Regions from separate parts of the Homo sapiens genome. Here regions 2 and 3 are each linked to region 1. A link is a contact called in ENCODE Hi-C data. All regions are on one chromosome and are shown on one strand. Each heading gives the region's core, a stretch centred on a gene start or an enhancer-like site at or near the end of the contact. The rest is flanking DNA. Distances are from core to core; before and after follow the strand shown.

Evidence for each region. A loop is a pair of places that touch in the nucleus more often than their neighbours do. Pooled maps may share reads with other maps.
Region 2: a map with no recorded cell type shows a loop between it and region 1 (5-fold over the local background). The contact joins the promoter of DTNB-AS1 here to the enhancer-like site in region 1. A Hi-C loop is called at or near these places in 4 of 37 single-sample maps with no recorded cell type and 3 of 50 pooled maps.
Region 3: a pooled map shows a loop between it and region 1 (3-fold over the local background). The contact joins two enhancer-like sites. A Hi-C loop is called at or near these places in 6 of 37 single-sample maps with no recorded cell type and 4 of 50 pooled maps.

What each region holds. Positions count from the first base shown.
Region 1 is chr2:24,340,744-24,345,223 of GRCh38, reverse strand. The region is part of intron 1 of ITSN2 (intersectin 2); the gene reads left to right. Among named protein-coding and RNA genes, the nearest start is that of ITSN2, 18 kb to the left of the region's middle. Within about 2 kb of position 2,648, at least 2 of the 41 ENCODE cell types and tissues checked have a DNase peak (open chromatin) inside an H3K27ac peak, as active enhancers do.
Region 2 is chr2:25,419,317-25,423,796 of GRCh38, reverse strand. It overlaps DTNB-AS1 (DTNB antisense RNA 1), which reads right to left and starts at 2,704. Exons shown (of 3, transcript NR_183382.1): 1 at 2,574-2,704; 2 at 282-354. It overlaps DTNB (dystrobrevin beta), which reads left to right. Exons shown (of 21, transcript NM_021907.5): 16 at 4,262-4,282. RefSeq lists an enhancer at 3,772-4,451.
Region 3 is chr2:25,400,062-25,404,541 of GRCh38, reverse strand. All of the region lies in intron 16 of DTNB (dystrobrevin beta), which reads left to right. Among named protein-coding and RNA genes, the nearest start is that of DTNB-AS1, 19 kb to the left of the region's middle. RefSeq lists enhancers at 593-762, 2,932-2,981. Within about 2 kb of position 1,886, at least 3 of the 41 ENCODE cell types and tissues checked have a DNase peak (open chromatin) inside an H3K27ac peak, as active enhancers do.

The DNA of each region.
Region 1 (4,480 bases), core at 1,399-3,898:
ATATAAAGATCCTATAGAACCACACTATCCCATACAGTAGCCTTTAATATGTGGTTAATCAGCACTTGAAATGTGGCTAGTTCTATATTGAGAAGTACTCTAAGTGTATAATAAGTGTAAAAGCTGGAGTTTGAAGACAGTACAAAAATGTAAAATGTCATAAGAATTTTTATACTGATCATATGTTGAGGTGATAATATTTAGATATGAACTAATTAAAATATATTAATACAGATTTTACCCGTTTATTTTTACTTTTTATTTATTTTTTTGAAATGTAGTCTCACTCTATTATCCAGGCTGGAATGCACTGGCGCAATCTGGGCTCACTGCAACCTCTGCCTCTCAGATTCAAGCGATTGTCCTGCCTTAGCTTCCTGCGTAGCTGAGATTACAGGTGCCCGCCACCACGCCCAGCTAATTTTTATATTTTTAGTAGAGATGGAGTTTTACCATGTTGGACAGGCTGGTCTTGAACTCCTGACCTCAGGTGATCCACCTGCCTCAGCTTCCCAAAGTGCTGGGATTACAGGCGTGAGCCACTGCACCTGGCCTAATTTTACTTTTTAAAATGTGGCTACTAGAACATTTAAAATTACATTATGTAGTTTGTGTTGCATTTCCATTGAACAGCATGCTATAGAAAATGGGCAAAATAAATGAATAGGCAATTCATAGGAGAAATATACATGATAGATATATGAAAAATGCTGAGTTCCCTAATGATCAGAGAAATGAAAATTTAGAAAAAATTTGCCTCTCAGGTTGGCAATACATAAAATAATTGTTCATACCAAATATTGGCAAGATTATACAGAAACAAGTATGTTTACACACCAATGGGAATATAAAATGGTACTATTAATAAATTTTGGAAAGCAACTTGATACCCATTAATTCTACTTCTAGAAGTATTGTCCTACCTAAATACTCAGTATATATATGAGGATGAGGATGTTCAAAGTAGTATGGTTTGTTAGGCAAAAAACTGGAAACCGTCTTAATGTCCACCAGTGGAAGATAGCTTAATTTCTGGTATATCCATATAATAAAATGCTGTACACCTATTTAAAAGGATATGATTGATGTATTATATATTGCTATGGAAGGATATCTGTAATATGTGTAATGAAAATAATAGAATATTAATTGGCTAGCATAATTTTATTTGGGTTTGAAAAATAACATGTTTGTTTATATATGCATAAAATAAATCTGGAAAAACAAATACCAAACTGTTAACTGTGGTAATCAGGACTGGGTCTTCAGGTTCACCCCTCCTCCCCTGTCTGTGGAGTCCGCTTAGTAAGTTTTTCATGTTTGAGATTTTTGTGGAGCATGTGCTTATAAATTACATTTATTTGGAGAGGAAAGCTTAGTTAAGGGAAATAATGTTTGTGGAAAATTGCTTAGAGGAAATGGAGTATATTACTGGTATAGGTACTCTAAAATGTCTTTTGAATTAAGTCAGAGTTAGAGGGTTGTGTCTCTAAACCGCATCTTATTGGTATTATGCTATCAGCCTGTATTGAGAGACTTTATAGGTAAAGTCCAATTTAGGCTGTTTGGTATTATCTATTAAAATTAGAATGTTCATGCTCTCTAACCTGCTACTTCCACTTCTAGAATTTATCTTTGGAAGCACATATCTGTCCACAGACCTATATTTACACACATGTATGAAGAATGTTTATTGTAGCATTAATTGTAACATTTGTTAAAATGAACATGAAGGGAAACATTCTAGGCAGTGGTTACAGTACAAGCAAAAGCAGAGTAACTAGTGTGGTCTGGAAAAATAGAAGATTACTTATTCACTGTGAAAAATTGGTAACATGAAAAAAGCAGAACAATGAAGTATGACTTCATTTGTGTAAAAGTGGTATTTGCTAGTGTATAAATAGGAAATATCTGGAACAATCTATTCAAAACTGCTAATGATTGTTTTCTTGGTAATGGACTTTCACTTTCTATTATATATATATTTTTTAATGTTTAATTTTTCAGGTTGTTTTAAGGATCTTATGCTAATTGACATTTGTATCAGCTAGGCATTAACATTGTACTTATTTTTGTATCTATTGTTATGGTTCCTTGCATTGTTGTTAGCCTTTCACTTTTTTTTTTTTTTTTGAGATGGGGTCTCACTCTGTTACTCAGGCTGGAGTACAGTGGCACGATCTTGACTCACTGCAACCCCCATCTTACAGACTCAAGCAGTCCTCCCTCCTCAGCCTCCTGAGTACTTGGGACCACAGGCACATGCCACCTCGCCTGGCTGATTTTTTTTATTTTTGGTAGAGAGGGGTTTCACTGTGTTGCCCAGGCTGGTCTTGAACTCCTGAGCTCAAGGTGATCCACTTGCCTCGGCCTCCCAAGTGCTAGGATTACAGGCATGAGCCACTGTGCCAGGCCAGCCCTTCACTATTTCATGTGAGTAAGTAATCTTCTATTTTTCCAGACCACACTAGTTACTCTGCTTTTGCAGAGTAACCTCTGCCTAGAATGTTTTCCTTCACATTCATTCATTTTAACAAATGTTTTGATGTGTAGGGCCTAAGCTGATTTGAATGCAAGCTGAAATGCACATATCTGGTTGAGTCATGGGAACTGATTTGCATGTGTCTTTCTCTTTTATGGCTTGAAGAGGAGAGAAATTTGTGCTTAGACACTTGAGGGCCTACGAGATCAAGGAGTCTGTCCTTAGCTCTGCCCTTTGGACTGTTGTCTGAGCCTAAAGAAGAGAGACAAAGAAAGCTTGCATTGGGAGGCTGAGGTGGGAGGATCACTTGAGCTTAGGAGTTTGAGACCAGCCTGGGCAACATAGGGAGACTGCACCTCTATAAGAAATTTTAAAAATTAGCCGGGCTTGGCAGCGTGCTCTTGTGGTCCCAGCCGCTTGAAAAGCTGAGGTGGGAGAATCACGTGAGCCTGGGAGGTCGAGGCTGCAGTGCACCGTGATTATGCCACTGCACTCCAGCCTTGGCAACATTGACTGTCTCAAAAAGATTATATATCTCTAAAAGAAAAAAAAATGGTAGAAGAAAATCTGTACCTTCTCAATCGCTCTTTCTTCTGCTTCTAAACTTATGTATGCCTTTGTTCATTCTTACTCCCCTTCCTGAACTTCATTCTTAGAGACAGAAATATCTGTCCCAGGTTCTAACTTCGTGTTCTAGAGCTGTCTACTACTTCTTTTTCTGGCCCTAACTTCCATTAGGTAACTTCTCTCCCATCTCCTTTTTGTAAATTAAATCTTTATTTCTTTTTTTTGTCTAAAAATAGTTTTGTTCTGTCACCTAAAAACTAAAGCCTTATAATAACTCTGCCTCCCTTTCTTAAATCTTACCTTTTTTCCTATGTATTTTTTGAGAGGAAATCTTGCTCTGTCGCCCAGGCTGGAGGGCAGTGGTGCGATCTTGGCTCCCTGCAACCTCCACCTCCCAGGTTCAAGCTATTCTCCCGCCTCACAGGCACTCACCACCATGCCCGGCGCATTTTTGTATTTTTAATAGAGACAGGGTTTCACCATGTTGACCGTGAGACCGGTCTCCTGACTTCATGTCATCTGCCTGCCTCAGCCTCCCAAAGTGCTTGGATTATAGGTGTGAGGCACCACACCCAGGCTCTTCCCCTTATTTTAAACATTTATTGCCTAATCTACTTCAATTTGGCTTCTATAGCCATCACTGTGCTAGAACTACACTCACTCCAGATTGCCAACACTAATAGCTGAGTCTTAACTTCTGTGACAATACCATTTTCTCCTTGAAACTCTTAACTCTGTATCCCGATTTCTCGTGTTTCTGAACCTCTGTTTCTGACTATTCTTGTCTCTTTTTTCTTATACATGATTTCCCTGGATAATGTCATTCACCCACATGATTACAACTACTCCCAATCCCTAATGACTACGAAATCTGGGTTTCTAGATAGAGTGTTCACTATATCTTGGACACTTCCATCTAGATGTCTTTGTAGGTGGATCAGATTAGGTGTGCTCAAAATTGAACATTTTGTTGTTCATCCCTCAAATCTAATATCTAGATTCCTACTTTCTTAGAGCTTCTATCTTGGTTAATATTACTGCTCTACAGTCACCCAAGATAGAAACCCATCTGTGATGCTCCTCTTTCATCTTCCACATTTAGCTGACCAGAAAATCCTGTCTATTCTACCTTTGAAATACCTCTTCTCCATTGCTCAAGTTCAAGTTCTCACCACCTGGACTATGCCAGTCACTTCATAATTGGTGTGTTTGTCTCAAGACTCAAAATCCAGTTTGTTCCTATACTGCTTGTCAGAGTTGTCTTCCTCTCCTCTTAAAAGACCAGTCTTCTTATATATTTTTTTATATGTACTTTCCCTGGATAATGTAATTCACTGACATTACAAGTATTCCCAATCTCTGATAACTACCAAATGTGGGTCTCTAACTAGAACATATACTATATGTGTGTGTGTGTGTGTGTTTTTTTTC
Region 2 (4,480 bases), core at 1,455-3,954, 1.1 Mb before region 1:
TCCCAGCTACTTGGGAGGCTGAGACAGGAGAATCGCTTGAACCCAGGAGGTGGAGGTTGCAGTGAGCCGAGATCACACCACTGCACCCCAGCCTGGGCAACAGAGCAAGAAAAAAAAAAAAGAAAAGAAAATCCTAATTTTAATTTAAAAGGGGTTGTCTGCTTTTATTGATGTTCAGTATGCTAGCATTTAATTCTCTCATAAAATAGTCGGAAGCAGTTAGTCAGATGGACAATCAAGCCACATGGTCTGAGATACTCATAAATTAAAATACATCTCACAGTAAATTTTCATGCCACAGAGAGTTCTTTCATTCTGCTGCTTCAGGAAACTATTATGTACTTTATCTTCTATCTGAAATGATAATTTAAAGAAGCATACATAAGAAGTGACATCACTGTTAATTCATTCAACAAAAATCTTAATCCTTTTTTGGAATAAAGCAGGGTTAAAATTAATTTTTTTGTTTCTTTAACAAAAATCTATTGAGTTCCTAAGTGTCACATTAGTTATTTGGCATATCATGGTGACTAGACTCAATCCCTGATCAATCAAGGAGTATCAAGGACCCTCCTTCTTTGTTTTTTTGTTTTTTTGTCTGAGATGGAGTCTCACTCTGTTGCCCAGGCTGGGGTGCAGTGGCACAATCTTGGCTCCCTGCAACCTCTGCCTCCCGGATTCAAGTGAGTCTCCTGCCTCCTGCCTCAGTCTCCTGAGTAGTTGGGATTACAGGCACCCGCCACCACAACCAGCTGATTTTTGTATTTTTAGTAGACGGGTTTCACCATGTTGGCCAGGCTGGTCTCGAACTCCTGAGCTCAGGTGATCCACCCACCTTGGTCTCCCAAAGTGCTGGGATTACAGGCGTGAGCCACCCTTTATTCTTTTTAATGACATAATGTAGACTGACACTCAGGCATTCATGTTTCTCTACATATCTTTCCCTTATACTTTTTACCTGATTAATGAGTATTAATTAATTACTGACCTCAAAAAAACTTCCTATTTAATCTAGAAGTGTTTATGTGTTGGTGTTTCTAATCCATGTTCTACTTCATTTTCCATTTGTCTGATATTGCTTTTGAAACTCATTTTACCAGGCCAGGCGTGGTGGCTCATGCCTATAATCCCAACACTTTGGGAGGCCGAGGCAGGTGGATCACCTGAGGTCAAGACCAGCCTGGCCAATATGGTGAAATCCCACCTCTACTAAAAATACAAAAATTAGCCAGATGTGGTGGTGCATGCCTATAATCCCAGGTACTCAGGAGGCTGAGGCAGGGGAATCACTTGAACCCAGGAGGCGGAGGTCACACTGAGCCGAGATCGCGCCATTGCACTCCAGCCTGGGCGACACAGTGAGACTCCATCTCAAAAAAAAAAAAAAAAAAAAAAAAAAAAGAAGAGAAAAGGAAACTCATTTACATTTACCAGATGAATTCTGCAGTTTTGAATTTCAACCTCATTTGCAAATGCTTATCTAGTTTGAGTGTAAATTTTTATGTAAATGACTACAGTGGCTATGTCATTGCTTTGGCCACCTTGCCAGACCTCATTCATGTGGAAGAGACTCACATGTTTTTAGGTGACATAAGCAGTTCTAAGTTTACACTTTATAATTAAGGTATTACCCCCTTTTAAATCACGTTGGCTCTATCCCTTGTCATCAGTCAATATTTAGTGACCCCACCTGACTAGTTGATAACACAGAGGTTCTCAGACCTGGGATCTGACCTGTTTACTGTGTTGACAGAGCCTTAAGGGCTTTATCTGAATAAGTTTTGTGAGTTTAAATTATACAACACTATCCTAAATAACACTTTGCCAAAGTCCATTCTCTCCCCAGTACCAGGCCACATGGAAGGCCTGTAAGTCCTGGAAGCGCTGCCCTGCCCACTGTCCCCAGCCTAACCTGATATATCTACTGCAAATTACGGTTTCTCTTCTGACAAACTTAAATTGCAATCACCAGATGTCCAAGTATGAAACATTGCTTTCTGAATTTCCCTATTCTGTTGAGCCACAGCAGTGTTCTCTTTAATACCAAACCTGGAGAAAACTGTGGAAGTAGGGAGATGTCTTAGAAACAGTTCTAAGAAATTACATACTGGTCTTTTGACCTCGGATACAATTTCAGCCTGTTAGGATTGCCCCATCCCTCCCCAACCATCGCACTTTCCACTTCAACACAGTGCCAGCAATGAAAACACATTTTATAATTGTTTAATAACTGTCCTATGACTGTTTGCCTTGCCTCAAGAATATAAGAAAAGTGTCCTGCCCCAAAGGGAAGTCTGGCAAGGAAGAGAGCTTGCTTCCTAACTGCAAAGCAGGTGCAAAAGCAGAAGCGCTCTAATTCCTTCCCGCTGCCAGAGCCAGTGTTCAGCGCTCTGTGCCTAGGCTCCTGTGAGTTTGGCTTTGGTCAGGCATCCAGCATCTGGCTTTGATTGTGAAGAGCACCTTCCCATGCTGAGTTGGGAGTCTCCTTAAGAGATTTCTCGGTGCCCATTTATTTCTAGTCCCTGTCTGTCCCTTGCAGTAATAAAAATTATGTTCTCCAAGTGTTTACTCACCCTCTCCCTTTCGTAATTCCTTTGCTTTACTGAGGTCTTTCTCACCATTGCACCCAGGTCTGTAGACTGTGTGGGAGCAGGAGCACTTACCCATTCCTGAGACTTCCTAGGCACGTACATGTTCAGTAAAGACTGGCTGCATGAATTGTTCCAATTTAAATAGAACCATTGCACAGCTTTTAGATTTACATACTAGGCCAAAGAGCTGAGTCTCCCTGACCACAGTGACCCATGGTGAGGCACAGAAGGAGGAAGTGGAAGAGGCCCATTAAAAGACAGAGTAGATGAGTAGCAAAGAACTGAAGAAAGAGAAACTTGAAAGTGTTCTCTTTATCCTTTTTCCTGCAGTGTCTGATAGTGCATTCATTTGGGCAGTCAGCTAATAGCCAGCAAGTGCCTGCTCTGTGTTCCATCACCATAAGGTTCTAAAAGACAGAGACCGGCCAGGTGCAGTGGCTCACACCTGTAATCCCAACACTTTGGGAGGCCAAGGTAGGCGGATCACCTGAGGTCAGGAGTTAGAGACCAGCCTGACCAACATGGTGAAACCCCATCTCTACTAAAAATACAAAATTAGCCGGGCATGGTGACACATGCCTGTAATCCCAGCTACTCCAGAGGTGGAGGTTGCAGTGAGCCCATATCGCACCATTGCACTCCATCCTGGGCAACAAGAGCGAAACTCTGTCGATAGACAGACAGATAGATAGATAGATAGATAGATAGATAGATAGATAGATAGATAGATAGATAGATTGATTTAGATGACAGAGACCATTTCTTTGTTTCCAGTGCTTTCTGCATAAGAGGACTAAATAAACCTGTATTGAATTAATGAAAAACTGAGGTCAAGAATTCTTTTTTGAATGACCTTTCAGGGTCTCCAAACAGTTTCCAGTTTACTGGGGGAAGTTGTGTATGTATGGGACTCACTGAAAAAAAAAAAAAAAAAAAAAAAAAAGACTGTGCCTGAAAGCAAGTAGACGGGGATACAGTTCCAACATGTTTAGTGTGGAGAGGGGACCAAATAAGAAAAGAACCTGTAGTGGGCAGAATTGCTAGTTGGGAAGTGATGAGGGCAGTGGGTCTCAGACTTGTATGCACCAGAATCAGAGACAAGATTGAACGCATTGCTGTGGCCCACCCCTAGAGCTTCGGTTTGGTGGGGATAGGGTGAGGCACAAAGTTTACATCTCTGACAAGTTCCCAGGTGATGCCGATGCTGCTGGTCTGTGTTCCATGCATCAAAAACCACTTGCCTCGATAAATGTACCTAAACACATGTGAATATCGTGAATGATGAATATAGAATTATTATTACAATTTCAAGTCATGGTTGCACTTCCTCTTTCAGATTCCCCTAAATAGCTATGTGAACCTTAGGCAGGTCAGGCCCTCTAGGCCTGTTTGATCTATAGTAAGAATGTTGGCGAGGTGGTTTCTAAGGTTCTTTCCTTCTAGCTCTAGGAGTTAGCATTGAATCACTCACCGGGCCGAGGCCTGCTGCTTGCTTCGTCCTCTGATGCTCCTGTGGGGGATGGGGCCTTTGATCTCAGCACCTGTGGGCCTGGCCTGGTTTGCCTGATTTTTCTATCATTTCTGACCAATGTTTGTGGTGATGGGCATTAATGGGCATTAATTTCTCTCCTTTTTTCCTCTGCCTTTTTTTTTCATCTTCAACACTCCAGGAGGAAGAGCAAAAGCAGGCAGTAAGTGAACTTCGGAATTTCCCGCCGGACTCTCGCTCCTTTGCACGTTCTTCCTTTCCTCATATAAATGTTTCTCCTCTTCTCCCCGCACATCATCTCTGAAGAGGGTTTTATGTGTAAAACCCCCAGCGGTTCTCCCCATGGTGTTGTAAAATGGCCTAAAAGTTCAAGGCATGTTTACCCAGTAGAGCATGTTCT
Region 3 (4,480 bases), core at 637-3,136, 1.1 Mb before region 1:
GCTGCTCATTTACATCTCTGGCTGCTCACCGCCGACACTTCTCCTTTCCTGCTACAGGTCTTCCCTGCTCCCCACACTCCAGCTTCACCGCCCCGTCTCACCCCCAGTACAGCCTCCTCTCCAGCCCAGTGCCTCAGTCATGCACTTTCCCCCGCCTGGTTTGCCCTTCCCAAGCCTCTTCTGCCCATTGCAGTTGTACCCGTCGAGATACTCTCAGCTGCCACCTCTTCTACCAAACTTAACCCTGTTCCATAACGTCAGGCCAGGCTGCTTTTCCTCTGTTTCTCTGCTGTGGCACCTGTTACATCCCGTTTGGTGTGCTGGTTGCATACGTACCTGACTCCCTCGGGATAGGCCTGCTGAGAGTGGAGATATTGCCTCAGCTGCATAGCCCCCTACCCCTAACACCTTTCAAAGTAGAAGAACAACAGGTGTCACTCTATGGAGCCAAGTGTGGGGGGTGTTTCATGATCATCCTCACCAACCTGTGAGGTAGATATTGTTATCCCCACTGTACATATGAAGAACCTTAGGTGCAGAGAGGTTAGGTAAGTTGCCCAAGATCACACAGCTAGTAAATGGCAGCTGGAATCCAAACTAGGTTCCTCTAGGCTGGGCACAGTGGCACACGCCTGTACTCCCAGCTACAAGGGAGGCTGATGTGGGAGGATTGCTTGAGGCCAGGAGTTTAAGACCAACCCTGGCAACATAGCAAGACCCTATCTCAAAAAACAAACAAACAAACTAGGTTTATCCAACTGCAAAGCCTGGACTCTAACCACTATGTTACATATAACAGGGACTTAACAAAGTGCAGAGTGTCATTGTTGAATAAGGGTGCCATACCTCACCACACAAATTTGGCTTACCCATAAGTAACATTTAAATTAGACTCATAGAATTTTAAAACCCCACTGATAGGTCCCAGCTGGCTTCCTGCTAATAGATTTAGCTGTCTGAATAAGGACCACATCCTCCTGAGAACCTAGCCTAGTTTCTGTTTCTAGTATGCTATCTGAGTGTTCAGCATTCATTGTATAGGTATTTTTCTCTTGGTTGGTGAGGTCTCTCATCATTTTGCAGAGAACTGGCTTTGAAATCTTGCAGTGAAGACTAGTGGGATACGGGCCAGGCACAGTGGCTCATGCCTGTAATCCCAGCACTTTAGGAGGCCGAGGCAGGTGGATCACTTGAGGTCAGGAGTTCGAGACCACCCTGGCCAACATGGCGGAACCCCATCTCTACTAAAAATACAAAAATTAGCGGGGTGTGGTGGCGGGCGCCCGTAATCCCAGCTATTCTGGAGGCTGAGGCACAAGAATCGCTTGAACCCAGGAGGCGGAGGTTGCAGTGAGCCGAGATTGCGCCACTGCGCTCCAGCCTGGGTGACAGAGCAAGACTCTGTCTCAAAAAAAAAGACTACTGGGATACCATTTTCAAATAGGGCTAGGCAAACTGGGAGAAACAAACAGAAAGGAGGTAATTCTAGTCTTGGAATTTATGAGTTTCTCTATCTAAAAGTTTACTTTCCAATTTTCTTTTTATCTACAGATTTATCTTGAGTTTTAATAGGTTGTTCTTTGTCCCAGAAATTTAATACACCTTCTTCCTTCTACTAAGAAAGATAATTGTACACCTTGCCCTCACTCTTTAATTCTTAGCATAAGCTTTGTCTTCTATATAATTTAGTGTAACTTGAATAGGGACAGAATCATGAAGATTGAGAACCCTAACTTTCTGCCATTGGCAACACCGTGATCACAAATCATCCAGCAGTCCTAGAATAGCTGCTTCCTGTCTTACCGCAGCTTGCCTCACCAGCCATCACAGTGAGTGACAGGTTATGCATGAGCCCTGAGGTTTCTGACATGATATGGAAACAAACAGGTGTCACCCCTCTGCAGAGAGACCCCATGGCAGACTTTCTGGTGGCCTCATCCTTCCAACAGACACATAATAGGTAAATGTGTGTTAGCGGTGGTGAGAGACTTCATAAAACTCTTTAGCCCCTCTCTCCAGTGTCTAGAAGCCAAGTTCATCTTTAAAAGACTCCACTTTCATGCTGACCAAGGGTGTTGAAAAAAATAGAAAATAAGAATAAATAAAAGACTCCGCAGCACTTAAGCTTGCAGGTGGGCGCCTCTGCTAAGCAGGGAAGGTGTCCAGGCACATTCATTGCCTGCTTCCTTGCTCACGGCCATTGGGTTGCCTCTCTCCTTCACCCTCATTCTCCATTCTCTGAGCACTTCCATTGCCAGTCCTAACTCCCAATAGTCTTAACTCTTGTCGTGTGAGGCGGTTATTTCCAACTCTCACAGCAGGACAGACAGTGCAGCATCAGATAGCCCCATCACCTCTCCCTCGTTTCACGTCCACTTTGATGAGACAGCTGCATCTTCCTAGCATGGTCACCACCAGCACCAGCTCAAAATAGTTATGTGGGGTTTTTAACTTTTTCTTGAAGAGAAAAATGGACAAAGGCTGTTCTCTACATATCCCAGTTCTCTATACATTCACGGTTGCCTAAATTTCAGACTTGCAGCAACTCTCTCCCATCATTGTTTTTTGTTTCTCTGAGAGGGCCTCTGAAAATCGGCAGCAAAGAGACCACTTTGTTTAATTTAAATACACGGCAGCAAAATGAAGGTAATTGTCCACACAGGCCATCTGCTACCTGGCAGGTGTCCATGAGTCAGGGAGATAGAAATGGAGACTAAAGTGTCTTCCATTCTGTTACCATGATAACAGCTTAGCTCCAAGTTGTAGTTGCGTGTGCGTGTGGAGGGGGATGCAGTTATGAATGCTCTGCAGAGGGCATTAACTCTTAAAGTCAGGCCTTTTGCCACAAGTCTCTCTGGCCTTGTTTACCTGACTATAATGTGTGCCAGGAGGATTAAAAATTCTTCCCTATTCCATGAGGAAAAAGAAAGAAGGGAAGTCCTATTTTTGGAGCCCCTACTAAGTGCCAGGCATCATGCTGGGGCCACCCAAGCATGGCCAAGAACAGTGCAGTATCATTTTCCTACTAAAGACACTGCCTTTCTCTCCGTGCAGCTGGTCTCCTGGCCAGTTCTCTCTGCCACAGCATGTGCGTCCCTGCCTCTGTGCTCAGATGCAGAGCTGGTGAAGGATCCCCGTGTCCTCAGGGCACCTTCTCTGGCATTTTCTATACCTGTTTTGGCTCCAACAAGAGATTGTTTTTATACATAAGAGATTTTCATAATCCCTGTATTCTCCTTTCTCACATTTCCTTACTGGGAATGAAATTGACTGTCCCCTGGAAAATCACGGTTAGTGTCAGTCATCAGAAGTCTTGACTGATCCATGTTCCTTTTAGTCTCAGAAACATTGTGCTGTGATCCCAATATGCTTAGTTTTCCGCCAGCAGTTTGAGGCAATTAGCAGACCCAGGGACCAGTCCTAGCCTGTCTACTGATTTTGTGTGTGACCTTGTGACCTCTCTTGACCTCAGCCTCCTCAAATGAAAAATGAATGTTGGACTAAAACAAGCTAGTTTGCTGGGGTCATGAACCCTCTGATTTTGTAATTTCTGAACACTTTTCTTGGAACATGATGCAGAGCTTTCTCGGGTTCTCAGGGTCTTTGCTGATTTGAAAATGAAGAGCCAGCAGTCTAGAGAGCTTATCAGATTGTAATGTTTCACTGGCTCTACATTTGCAACAGAATTGTTTCCAACTGTTATACAAGGGACCTCTGTATTGAGAGAACCTGAGTCACAGGGCATTTATTGTGTTTAGTTATTGGTTAGACCCATGATTGGCCTGTGCTGGACTCAAGCCTTTGTTACAGCTTGTACTACAACAAGATTCCACTCCTTATATCAGGAAACCTTAAAACACTGAGTAGCACATTGCAGAGCTTCCCTTGCTTCTCCAGGCGAATTGCCCTCTCCTGGCAGCTGAAACCCAGAGGCACAAGAGTCTTTTGTGCCTATCATTGGACAACATATCCCCATCCTTGGAGCCACCTGACTAGTTGCTCTACCTTTGCAGATTTCTAGGTGTTTCTCAGGTTTCCTGTAATCTCAGGGTGCCAACTGTGATGCCTCCCCCTCCCCAAGTCTCCCACTGTGCCGCGTATTCTAGACTGGTTCGCGTTGAGCGGAGTGTTCAGCAGTCTCCATGGAGAAGGGCCTGCCTCTCTGAACATAAAGCCCATCTGTGCTTTTGAGACGAGGTGCATTTGCACAGTGCGGTGCTCCATCTTGATTTTTAGTGTGTTCTGTCTGGCCTGTGCCTATCAAGTAAACAGAAGGAACAAACTCCAGCCAGATTCAGAGGTGATTGTCAGCATGTCAGGAATGTTGCTGTGCACAGAAGGTTTCTCAGACTGCATGTGCGCCACACACTCCAGTTTGTACTTATTTAGTTAGAAGGACCTTATTTCAGACTCTTTCCTGAGATAGTTCCATCTTATACAGAGTATCCTGCTCCCTACACCTCCTCATCAGCATCATCTG